Regions from separate parts of the Homo sapiens genome. Here region 1 is linked to region 2. The links are chromatin contacts, found by Hi-C in ENCODE. All regions are on one chromosome and are shown on one strand. The core of a region is the stretch at or near the end of the contact, and the rest is flanking DNA. Distances in the headings are between cores, read along the strand shown.

Evidence for each region. Hi-C counts contacts between places; a loop is a spot of excess contacts on that map. Pooled maps may share reads with other maps.
Region 1: a map of B cell shows a loop between it and region 2 (12-fold over the local background). The contact joins the promoter of PDLIM1 here to the promoter of MARCHF5 in region 2. A Hi-C loop is called at or near these places in 1 of 168 maps with a recorded cell type or tissue (B cell), 1 of 37 single-sample maps with no recorded cell type and 5 of 50 pooled maps.

Annotation. Positions count from the first base shown.
Region 1 is chr10:95,288,345-95,294,579 of GRCh38, reverse strand. It overlaps PDLIM1 (PDZ and LIM domain 1), which reads left to right and starts at 3,577. Exons shown (of 7, transcript NM_020992.4): 1 at 3,577-3,760. The coding sequence starts at 3,665. RefSeq lists enhancers at 927-1,016, 4,741-5,060 and silencers at 1,507-1,576, 3,220-3,299, 3,350-3,739, 3,790-3,889, 3,910-4,019.
Region 2 is chr10:92,287,365-92,293,927 of GRCh38, reverse strand. MARCHF5 (membrane associated ring-CH-type finger 5) reads right to left here and starts at 2,761. Exons shown (of 6, transcript NM_017824.5): 1 at 2,399-2,761. The coding sequence starts at 2,433. CPEB3 (cytoplasmic polyadenylation element binding protein 3) reads left to right here and starts at 2,850. Exons shown (of 10, transcript NM_014912.5): 1 at 2,850-3,002. RefSeq lists enhancers at 1,821-2,399, 3,347-3,556 and a silencer at 2,537-2,786.

The DNA of each region.
Region 1 (6,235 bases), core at 2,328-4,827, 3.0 Mb before region 2:
GCTCACGCTGTAATTCCAGCACTTTGGGAGGCCGAGGTGGGTGTATCACTTGAGGTCAGGAGTTCGAGACCAGCCTGGCCAACATGGTGAAACCCCATCTCTACTAAAAAGACAAAAATTAGCCAGGCGTGGTGGCAGGTGCCTGTAATCCCAGCTACTTGGAAGGCTGAGGCAGGAGAATCACTTGAACCTGGGAGGCAGAGGTTGCGGTGAGCGGAGATCGTGCCACTACACTCCAGCCTGGGAAACAGAGTGAGACTCTGTCTCAAAAAAAAAAAAAAAAAAAAGGATAAATGATCAGGTCTCTATCCTGAGAAAGACTAGCATTTAGTCTCCATCCAAGGAGCTGGGACCATTTTGATGTTTATTATGAAAATTTTACATCATCATTAGAGGCAATTATTAAAAAAAATTCTCATTCTGTCTGCCACTACTTTTCCTACTTTCTCTTAATTTCAATAGGTAGATAAGCTTTTATTTTTTAACACGGTATACGAATAATTTTGTTGCACTCTTTTTACATATTTTGAAAACACATTTCCCTGTCTCTTCACAGTCTTCCTGGTTATTTTCATGCTGCATACTCTTCCCTCTTACGGCCATACCATATTTAGCCACTTTTCTGTTACTGGTTGATTCCAGTTTTTTGTCATTATAAATAATGCAGCTATAAATATCTGTATACATACAGCATTTTTCTTTTTAAAAATTATGTCCTTGGAATTGTTGCCCAGAAAGTGGATGACTGGGTCAAAGGGCTGACTGTTTTATAGCTCTTGTTATGTAGAGCCAGACTACAACCGAGGACATTTAAAAACAAAGCAACTGAGGACTCAAGTCTCACAGACATTTTGCTAACACATTAGTGCACTATGTCTGTATAGACTATTGTACGGAATAAACACTTATTGACACCTACTGTGATTGAGGTCCATGCTAGCAGGGCACTTGGAATGAATGAAAGGCAGTCTCTGCCTTCAGAAGCACAGAAGCTGTGACTTTTCAACCCTTTTCTCCTTCTAGGACAGAAAATATTCAAGATGGTTACACATCTAGGGACAGATTCAGAATTCGGTGATTCCTGCAAATTCTGCAGGGACTTGAAACACAGTCATGCTTTCTAATCAACAGAATCTTAAACAAAGAGAATGTATTTTTGGTGTTCATAAAGCAGGTGGCTGGTTACTGGCTATAACACCATTCTTTTTCTCAGGTTCAGGAAAGAATATCAGGTTGCAAGAGGTTGAGAGGGATGTATAATCATACAACTCCACTTTCATTTCCTTTTTTTTTTTTTTTTTTAGACCGAGTTTCGCGCTTGTTGCCCAGGCTGGGGTGCAATGGCGTGATCTCGGCTCACCACAACCTCCACCTCCCGGGTTCAAGTGATTCTCCTGCCTCAGACTCCCGAGCAGCTGGGATTACAGGCATGCGCCACCACGCCCGGCTAATTTTTGGTATTTTCAGTAGAGATGGGTTTCTCTATGTTGGTCAGGCTGGTCTCGAACTCCAGACCTCAGGTGATCCGCCCACCTTGGCCTCCCAAAGTGTTGGGATTACAGGTGTGAGCCACCGTGCCCGGCCCTCCACTTGGATTTCTAAAAGCAAACAAACTATTCCCAAACATAGGCATTTGTGCTGTCACACAATTGGACAAGCAAGATAATCTTTTTATGTGTAAATCTGTGCACAGGGCTCTTCAGTAGGTAGGCCAGGATCACAGGGAGACAGAGCTGCACAGGGAACAAACTCATTGAGCATGGGCTCTATGCCAAGCACTGTGCTGGGGCCTGGGTACCAGGATGAATGGGTGCCAAGAAAACTGCGAAGAAACTGGGCCCAGAGAGGGTAAGTGGTCCTGAGGATGGCCAATGTGTTATATACATTAAGTACTATGTGCCAGGCACTATTCTAGGCACTGGGGCACAGCAGTGATCTAAACAGATAAAAACCCCTGTCCTTATGGAATTAATGCTTAAGAGTGGGGGTGGAACAAATAAATATACAAAATATAGAGAATGCCAGATGGTGATACATACAAAAGAAAAAAATAAGGCAGGGGAAGGTAATAGAGCATTCTAGAGAGGATATCTTAAATGATGCTCAGAGATGACCTCAGAAAATGACATTTGCATTTTTTTTATTTTTTAGTTTTTGAGATAGGGTCTCACTCTGTCACCCAGGCTGGAGTACAGTTGCACGACCACAGCTCACTGCAGCCTTGACCTCTCCGGCTCAAGCCATCCTCCCACCTCAGTCTCCCTAGAAGCTGGGACAGGTGTGCCCCACCAAACCTGGTTAATTTTTATTTTTTTAAATTTTTTTGTAGAGACAGGGTCTTGCCGTGTTGCTGGGGCTGGTCTAGAATTCCTGGGCTCAACTGATCCTCCTGACTCAGCCTCCCAAAGTGCCGGGATTCCAGGCGTGAGCCACGTGTCCGGCCCCTAGAAAATGACAGAGAGTGGTGGGGATGTCTGGGAGAACAGCATTGCAGACAGGGCCCTGAGGCAAGGCCCTGAGTTAGGAGCAAGGAGCACAGCCTGGCAGACTGGGGGGCAGGTGAGGAAAGGGCAGGAGGAGTTGGGGTCAGAGAGGGAGTTGGGGCCATTCTAGGGGTGGCCTTGTAGGCATTGTAAGGATCTGGGTTTTCACTGGTGGTGAGGTGGGGACGCCATGGACAGCATGAGAAATGGTCTGGTCCGGCGTGGAGAATGCACTCCACCGGGAGGGCGTCAGGGGGAGCCTGGCTAGGAAGCTGGTGGGAGGCTGGGAATCCAGGTCCCGGACTCAGCTCTTCTTTTGCATTGACTTGGCCCTTGGCCCGCCCCAAACTTGAGGTTTGAACTGTTGAGGTCAGAACCTACCATGAACTCCAGCCTGGAGGAAAGATTTCTAGGAAGGCCTTGAAGTTCAGTTATAACCTGAGTGATGGTCTCATTAGCATTATAAAAGTTCCAGGATGGGGTTCTGCAGCACTGGGCCCGGGCAGTGGTCCAGATGCTGACGAGTGGTGTAGCGTCGGGCAAGTCTTCTCACCTACTGAGCAGACTCAGTTACTTCATCTGTAAAATGGGACTAAACGTCCCGGTTGCCTCAGCATCAAATGAGATCGTTCGAAAGCACCTTTTAAACATCATTACCGATTACAAAAAGCAAATGGGAAGTCGGAGCCGACCTCAGAGGGCTGACTTGGCACAGCACTTCAAATTTCTCGTTTTACAAAGCACGAGGCGCGAGTTTGTCTCGCTGTCAGGACCTGCTTCCCTCTCACCTAGCACCCGCCCCGGGCCCGAGAGCCGCGGTGCGGCCGTGCGTACAGGAGGGAGGGAGGCGGTGTGGGGTCCCGGGCAGAGCTGCTGAGAGCCCCGGCCCCGCATCTGACTCGCGCTCTCTCGGCGGGACTCCGGGCCAGGGCCCCCAGGCCGGCGCGCAGGGCGGGGAGCGGCTGCGGGCGGGAGGACGGGCGGGGCGGCGGGCGGCTACGCGGCCTGGGCGGAGCCGCCCCCGCCCTGGCCCTCGCGGTTGCCCTGCCCCCGCCAGCCCCAGGCTCCCCGGGCCCGCGCCGCGCCGCTCTTTCTCCGACAGCCGCCGGGGGTGCCCTGCAAGCTGTTCCGCGCGTCCTGCCCGTCTGTCCCCGCGGGTCGTCGCCCGCCACAGCCGCGCCATGACCACCCAGCAGATAGACCTCCAGGGCCCGGGGCCGTGGGGCTTCCGCCTCGTGGGCGGCAAGGACTTCGAGCAGCCTCTCGCCATTTCCCGGGTAAGAGCAGCTGGGACGTGCGTGGAAGCGGGGCGCTATGGGAGGTGATATGCGGAGACTGGGGCCCCGCGGGCGCGGTCGGGGACGGAGTCGGAACCGCAGCCGGGCGCGTCCAGGTGCGCTGTTAGTTGAGCGCTCTCCGCGCGCCCGGGCCCCGCCGCTCCCCGCCGCCCCTTCGCGGAGGCTGCGCTCCCGGGCTGGTCGGCCCGCCGCGGGCGCGCTCCGTGTCCGCCAGAAAAAAAGAAGGCAGTTTTCGTTCTTTGGCCCCGGAAGCGCGGCGGGGCGGGTGTTAGTTCTTTGTCAACCAGCGAGGGGACGAGGGTCCCCGCAGATCCCGCGCGCTGGGAGATGGCACTTCTCCCTTCTTCCCAGATCGCAGTGCAGCCGAACGCAACAGGAAAGACCTGGAAAGTGAGGTGGGGTGGGTGGGAAGTTTACTGGGGTGGGGGGCAAGTGGGATTAACCTAAAAAAACAACCGAAACACGCTCTTTGGACTTGACCCACGGCCGAGGCTCGCCCCTCGAATGGCTTTTGGAGAATGTGCTGGATTCGGGAAATAAACACAACAAACAAACTCAAGTAAACCCTCTTGGTCATTCTCCCCTCTGCAGAACGTGGCCCCGCCGTCATTCTTCCTAGCATTCCCAGATTATCTCTTTCCCCTCCCCGCACCAGCCCTTTTTTCTCAGGGCATGAGTAGATACTGCGATGGGGTGTCCACCTGGGGTGGGGTTGAGGTGCTTGAAATCTAAGAGGGGCTTCGGATCTTTAGAAGGACTCACGTTGAATCAGGGGCCACCAGAACCATTGCCCCCCTAATAAAGTGAAACCCCCAGGGAGACCCAGACTCAGTGTTCAGAGGTCTGGGCTTTGGCCATTTAATCTGGCCAAACACAGGTTGATGTCCCACTAAGAGATGTCACGTTCAGTGCTTGGGCACCAAGAAGAGACTCAGTAAGTACCTCGAATGAGGAAAGGGAGAAAAAGAAGTCCCCTTTCTCCCCACCCATGGCCACTCCTTGCCTGTAGGCGGCACATTCCATTCTTGGGCTCATCTGCCTGCTGAAGCTGCCCTTCAGCTTGTCTCCCAGACTTTCTAAACATCCTTCTTTTTCACTTGGGGTTGGGGGAAGGGTGGAGAAGAAAGGGAAATATCCTTATGGATCCTTTTGACTCAAGCTCCTGCGTCCAGCAGCTGAAGGAGTTTGGTGGGAGGTGCAGGAGAAGAATTGGTGGCCTCCTCTTGACTTGTCTGCCAGCCACAGTCCTACCCATGCTTCTTTCCCGGTTGGCCTGGCCCAGTGAGGAGGTCTTCTCTATCTCACCCCCCTAAAAGAGTAGGCGGGCCAGTTTTTGGGCCTTATCTTCCACCTGTTTGCCTCGTCCCACAGAGACCTCTGATTATTCTCAAAGGTACACACTGCCTTTCCAGCCACCAGCCTAATTCCTCAAGCGCAGGAACTGTGCCTTCCCCAGAATCGTCCCCGAGCCTGGTAGCAGACCTGTACCTGGCCGGGCTGGGTAAATCCTTGCAGGCTTATTAATAAATGCTTGTCCAGGGAGGACATTGTGTCTGCACATTTCAACTCGCTTACCTCATAGTCCATTTGTCCCTGTTCTTTGTGTCTATAATTAACCTGTCAGCCCTCTCCACTTCTGAGATTTATATATGACATGAAACCCTTTTTTAAGTAGTGGAGGATGTATTGGCAATCTGTTAAAAGGGCAGTTACTGCCTTTCACTTTAGCTGCTTTTAAAAGTCTTAATGCATGAGTGAATGATGGAATGGGGTGGAAAACACCACACTGTGAATTCATTGGTTTTTACCTTCATATATTCACTCATTTATTATTTATATTATTTATTTATGGCGTGTGCACGTGTTTAATGAGCACGTATCATATTCCAGAAACTGTGCAAACGCCTCAGAAATGAGAGGGCACAGCTCCATTCTCAAGGTGTTCATGGTCTAGTGATGGAAACTAATCTTTATAATGCCCTTGGCAGGTGCTTTAATTGAAAAGTGGAAGTGACTCAGAAGAGGTAACATTTTCATGCTGACAGTAATTTATTTGTTTCTCTTCAGCTCCTTATTAATACATGGAAAAATTGTGAGCCTGTTCACCTCATGGGAATGGGAAAGTCATTGTCATAAAGGGACCCTGGTGTGGCCATCTGAGATCTGGTGCTGGTCCAGTGTCTTCTTGCTTGAGCTGTACCTGGGGTGAATCTTCCACTGTCTGAGGCTACTTAAAAAAAAAAACCTCTGCAGTGGGGATAGCACCAGCCCTTGGCTGTGAGTTAAGGTATGTGAGAGTGCTCCGTAAATAGTGATAGTGAGGAAATGTGAGCACTGACAAAGAGCTGTACACACTTTCTGATTGGTAGGTATGCTACATTATTTATCATCCTGGGCAATTTGCTGGTATAGTTTTGTATATGATAGACTTTGAGTCTCCACACCAAAGCAAAC
Region 2 (6,563 bases), core at 1,512-4,011:
TTAAGGTATGTCAAAAGAGTACAAAGATGAGAGTAGTACAAAGATGAGAGTAAGCCAGTGTCATAGTCACCTACTTCAGTAAATGGCAGCCAGAATCTTCGCATTTCTGTTAATAAGTTTTAAATGCCTCACTAGCTTTTTTTTTTGAGATGGAGTTCCACTCTGTCACTCAGGCTGGAGTACAATGGTGCGATCTCAGCTCACTGCAACCTCCGTCTCCCAGGTTCAAGCAATTCTCATGCCTCAGCCTCCCGAGAGTTGGAACTACAGGCCCACGCCACTACGCCTGCCTAATTTTTGTATTTTTTTTTTTTTTTTTAGTAGAGACAGGGTTTCACCATGTTGGCTAGGCTGGTCTCAAAGGCCTGAGCTCTAGTGATCTGCCTGCCTTGGCCTCCCAAAGTGCTGGGATTACAAGGGTGAGCCACCGTGCCCAGGCTCACTCTTTGGCTTCTTACTTTTATGGAAATATCCAAAGAGCATATGAAAAGTTAGGTCAGCTTTTGGACATAAGAACTTTTCTAGGCTGGGCACGATGGCTCATGCCTGACAATCCAGCACTTTGGGAGGCTAGGCGGGAGGATCACTTGAGCCCAGGAGTTTGAGACCAGCACAGGCAACATGGCAAAACTCTGGCTCTATAAAAATACAAAAAATTAGCTGGGCATGGTGGTATGTGTTGTGGTCCCAGCTACTAGGGAGGCTGAGGTAGGAGGATCACCTGAGCCTGGGAGGCGGGGGTTGCAGTGAGTTGAGATCATGCCAATGCCACTGCCACTGCCACTGCATTCCAGTCTGGGCAACAGAGACCCTGTCTCAAAAAAAGAAGAAAAAAAGTCACTATGTAAAAATGAAAAGCAGGAGGCCCTCAAAGGAAAAAAATTAACTACAAAATACCCCACATCAGAACAGGGTCTCAACAGAATAGAACTGGCAGTGGCAGGTGGTTTCCTCTGGGCATATTTTAATTTGCCACAATTTGCCAATTTACAATGAAAGGAAAACCTGGTAAATTATCAGACCCCCTAGACAACTGGGGAAACTGACAAATAAGTTTGTGCATTAGTTCATACAACAAATACTTACTGATTACCTACTGAGTACCAGGCTCTGTTCTGGGATTCAAGATAAACAATAGTAAGTTTCTGCTTCCAAGAGCTTATAAACCACACACATATCACACACATATATATATAAAGCAGTCAATACAATTGTCAGGATGTTGACCTGAAACAAGGGCTGGATGAATCACCAGTTATCTCAACTGAAAAAAATCAGTGACATAATTCCTATTAACTGAGATGGCTCAAAATTCTAAGCTCCAAAAAAATGTCTGTCACTCTGGAAGGATGTGTACCCTTGGGTCATTTGTGTTCTGGGTGTGGCAGGCCCAAAAGCATTTAACTGGGTATAAACTCAATTAAGGGAGGGCCTTCATTTAACACCTTACAGTTGGAATTTTACTGAGTACAAAGAGTTGGTACCACCTGCTGAAATGGGTGGCAAGTGGTGTCTATTGAGAATTGTAAGCAACCACAAACATCATGAATTAGCTTGTACAACTTGCTATGCCAGGAAGTAAGACTTGGCTCGGGGGAAATGTGGATCTAGAGTCTCCAAAAACTCATGGTAGGACCCACGGACCAGAATTTCAACAGCAGAGGGCGGTGCACCCGACTTCACAAAGAGTTTTACCGACTGGGGCCCCCCAAGAATGGGCAACTGGACTCCTGTACGAGCTGAAACGTCTTCAATGAACTCAACGATCGTCAAGTACACTAAATGTTCAGCGTTGGACTCATTTGGCTGTTTTCCATAACCTCTACTCTGGTCTGACCGTTAAATCTCCCTTGCGGATACTCTGACCTTACAGTTCGGAGGTGGGGACGGGATGGGGCGGGGGGGACGGGGGGTGCGGGTTCAGGGAAAGTGGGAGAATGAAATCAGCCTATCAGGCTTTCCAAAAGAATGCTTATCATTGGTTCTCAGACAGAGACTTAAAATTATAAGGGGGTCATTCCCCTGAAAGATAACCCGGTTCTTGCCAGTGACATCGCTGACAAACACTTCACAAGTTGGGGAGGGGGAAGGGGGAGGGGAAGAGGGTAAGGAAAACTAATTTTGTGGATTAACAGGAGTCCCTCTCAGGTCAAAACGGGGTTCCAAGGAAACCAGACGCCACTCCTTAGCTAAGTTTCACCCAAAGTCTACGACCCAGGCCGCTCGCTCTGTCCTCCCCCAGGTCTAGACTCCAAACTTTTTGCCCCTCTCACGGCCCCCTGGCCGTGGAACTCCTCCCGGCACGCCGGGTTCTGCTCACCAAGAGCCTCGAGGGCGGGCGCGGGCAGGGCCAGAGCGAGGGTCGGCGGCTCCCGGTCCCCCCCACAGCTGCCCGTACCTGTCCAGCATCTGCTGTAGGGCTTGGTCCGGCATCTTCCGCGGAGCCGGCGCACACGGCCTTCCCCAGTGGACCCGCTCAAGGCCAGGCCCAGGGACAATAGCACTGAGAGGCGGCGGAGTAGGCCGCAGTCCGGCGGCAGCCGCGAACCCGTCACCCAGCTTCCCGGGGCAGCTCCGCTAGCCTGGCGGCGGCGGTGCAGGGCCTGCGGGAGTCCGGCGGAGGCGGCGGAGAGCGAGGAGGAGGAGCCTGAGGCGGGGAGGCGGCGATCGCGGCCCGGGTTCCCGTCCGTCGGCCCGAGGTTCCGGTCCATGGACCGCGGGCGCCGAGTTGCTGCCGGCGGAGGAGCTACCTTTGTGAGGTAAGAGTCGCCGCCTCCGTGCGCGCCAGGGTTACGACGCAGGGCGGCCCAGAGCAGCCTGGGAGATGTAGTCTTCGGACCGTCTCCACTAGAGGCTGCACAGCCCGCCCGGACCAACGCCTCCGCGCCTGCCGCCGTCTGGCCGGCGCCCTCCCGTTTCCTTCCTCCAGGGGGAAAAAATGTCTTTCGGGCCGCTTTCCAGGAAGCAGCAGGATGCGCCGCTCCACTGTCGGTAGCAACAAGGTCAGCCCTCCCTGCCTGTTTGTTTTTGCCTCCGCTCTTGCCCTCAGGTGGGACCGAGCCAGGTGAGGGGAGGGGGCTGAAGGGCCATTTCTTATCAGGGTCCCCGGCCCCGGCCGTGGCGTCGGGGCGGTCAGTGGCGGCAGTGGGGGTGGCAGAAACTCCTTCCGAAGCCCCCGGCGCTGGAGCCAGCCTCTCCTGCGGCAGAGCCCATTTTGGGGGAATTACACCACCTCCGCGAGGGGTCGGTTGGTTTGGTGCGTGAGGTTCTTCTTGAGGGGGCGGGCAAATAGGGACTGCCTGGACCAGACAGCTTCCACCCGAGTCTCTCTGTGTGTTTGGGGCTGGGGAGTTGGGGGAAGGAAAGATGATTCTCTCCCTCTCCAGGAACCTTCTCAAATGTGCCTGGGCTTTCCAGGGCTCGCCGACAGTCTCCAAATGGAACACGTTGGTGAATAAACAGCTCTTGCTTACTCAGCTGTGGGTTGTCAGGGATGTTTGTTTCTCTCTCTGCTGCTGGTCACTGTTAACCGTTTCTAGTCGCGTTGACACCTTCAAGCAGGTGGATTGGGAGTGGCGGGGGTGGGGAATCAAAAAGGAGAAATCATCAGTCACTCCTTGGGTCAGCTTCTGACGTTCGAGGGATAGCTTTGGCGGGAGGAAAGAGCTGTCGGCTCAAACGAATGCGTTTTTTGGACGACCTGTGGCGTTTTCTCTAGGGCTGTGATTGGTAGGACGCTGGTAGTTTTCCCTTGATTATGTCTAATATCTGCTACAAGGTGTTTGATTTTTTAAAAAATGAAAATGTGTTTTTAAAGCTCTTTTTATATGTAGAATTTTACAATCAACTTTTCATTATCTGTTCAAAATTTGCGAAGTATATTTGAACTAGAGTGTTCATTGCTGGGAAAAAACAACAAACCCAAAAAATGTGACCAGAAGCTTACTTGGCCTCCAATTTTTGAAATATGTTTTTGAGAAACAGCACCCACCCCCCCCCACCACACACATACACACACACTCCTCCTAGGGAAAGAAAATGAGTATTTAGTTTAATCGGGGTGTCTAATATTTTATATATATTTGTATTATATATAATATATATGTATTATATAATATATAATACATTTATAATATATAATACATATATACATTTATAATATATAATACATATATATATATATATATATATATATTTTTTTTTTTTTTTGGTAGAGACGCGGTCTCGCCATGTTGCCCAGGCTGGTCTTGCAACTCCTGGGCTCAAGCGAGCCACCCGCATTGGTCTCCCAAAGTGTTGGGATTACAGATGTGAGTCACCGCATGTGACCAGTGTCTAATATTTTATTTAATTAATTCATTTATTTAATTAATTCATTGATTTTGAGAGATGGAGTCTTGCTCTGTTGCCCAGGCTGGAGTGCAGTGGCGCTGTCTTGACTCACTGCAAGCTCCACTTCCTGACTTCAAGTGATCCTTCTAGCCTCAGCTTCCCAAGTAGCTGGGACTACAGGTGTGTGCCACCACACCCAGCTAATTTTTGTGTTTTTTAGTAGAGATGGGGTTTCACTATATGTTGACCAGGCTGGTCTCGAACTTCTGACCTCAGGCGATCAGCCCGTCTCGGCCTCCCAAAGTGCTGGGATTACAGGGGCGAGCCACCGCGCCTGGTCTATTTTATTTTTTTGAGACGGAGTCTCGCTGTGTTGCTCAGGATGGAGTGCAGTGGCACTATCTTGGCTCACTGCAGTCTCCTCCTCCGGGTTCAGGTGATTATCGTGCCTCAGCCTCCGGAGTAGCTGGGATTACAGGCTCGCACCACCATGCCTGGCTAACTTTTGTATTTTTGGCAGAGGCAGGGTCTCACCATGTTGACCAGGCTGATCTTGAACTGATCTCAGGTGATCTGCCTGCCTCGGCCTCCCATAGGGCTGGGATCATAGATGTGAGCCACCGTGCACAGCCCGGTGTCTTAACATTTTAAATTATTATTTTTTGCTCCTTGTGCTGTGTCAGTCTAACCTTATTGTGTACTTATTTCTTAAGCAGTTGTCAGCCATGGGAGTTGGATATATACTTCCTGCTTAAAAACAGAATTTTATCCCAGCATATGGATTAAGTACACTAGTACAAACTCCAAGATTCTAAGATCTTAACCAATGTTAGAATGTCTGTTTCAACTGAAATTGGAAAATATGATACCTTTTGTTGATAGCAAAGACTTGTGCACCTTGACCTTATTATACCAACAAATGGATTTTATGTTTGCATTTTTATGAAAAATCAGCTTTCTGGCTGTGTCAAAAACCTTTTAAAGTAGAAAAAAATCCTGTTACTGGTCTAAAGAGTGATTAGCATGTGACCCAGTAATTCCACTTCTAGGTATTTTCAAGAGAAATGAAAACATGTCTACACAAAATCTTGTTTGTGAATGTTCATAGCAGCATTATTCTGGGTTTTTTTTTTTTTTTTTTGAGACAGAGTCTCGCTTTGTCATCCAGGCTGGAGTGCAGTGGCGCCAGCTCACTGCATCCTCAGCCTCAGGGGCTCAAGCACTCCCCCTGCCTCAGCCCCCCAAGTAGCTAGGACTACAGGGGCGCACCACCATGTCTGGCTTAAAAAAATTTTTTTTGTAGAGATGGTGTTTTGCCATGTTGCCCAGGCTGGTTTCGAACTCATGAGCACAAATGATCCTCCCACCTCGGCCTCCCAAAATGCTAGGATTACAGGCATGAGCCACAGCACCTGGCCTACAGCATTATTCTTGATAGCCAAAAAGTGGAAACCCAAATATCCACCAGTTGATGAATGGATAAACCACATGTGGTGTATCATACAATAGAATATTATTAGGAGAAAACAAGGAATAAAGTTATGATACATGCTATAACATGAAAGAACCTTGAAAACATTATACCAAGTGAGAGGAGCCAGTCACAAAGACCACATATTGTATGATTCTGTTTGCATGAAAAGTCAAGAATAGGCAACTCCATAGAGACGGAAAGTAGACTAGTGATTGCATAGGGCTGAAGGAGTTGGGGAGAAATGGGGAGTGACTGCTAATGAGTATGAGGTTCCTTATTAGAGGGATGAAAGTATTCTAGAATTAGATAATGGTTCTGGTTATATAATTTTGTGAATTATATCACAAATAAGATAAAATTAGATTATGGTAATAGTGGCAAAACTGTAAATATACTCAAAAACCCATTGTACACTTAAAAGGGGTGAATTTTAATGTTACATAAATTACATCTCAATAAAGCTTTTAAAAGAGTAATTAGCTCCACAGAAAATGTTCATAAGGGTATCTGAAAAGAAGCATATAAACAGATAACTGATAATTCTTTATTATCAACTTTGTTTCTTATTAGTATGGGCAAAAATAGTGATTGATAAAACTCAGAAAATAAATTAATCCTAACATTTGAAATGGGTGACACATATTGTGTGAATTTCAATATTGTTTGTCAGCTTTGTTTTTTGTGGTCTTACATTTTCCAATAAGACTCAGAATAATTGGAATTACAATATATTCTCTGATTTTGAAGGAAAAAAGTC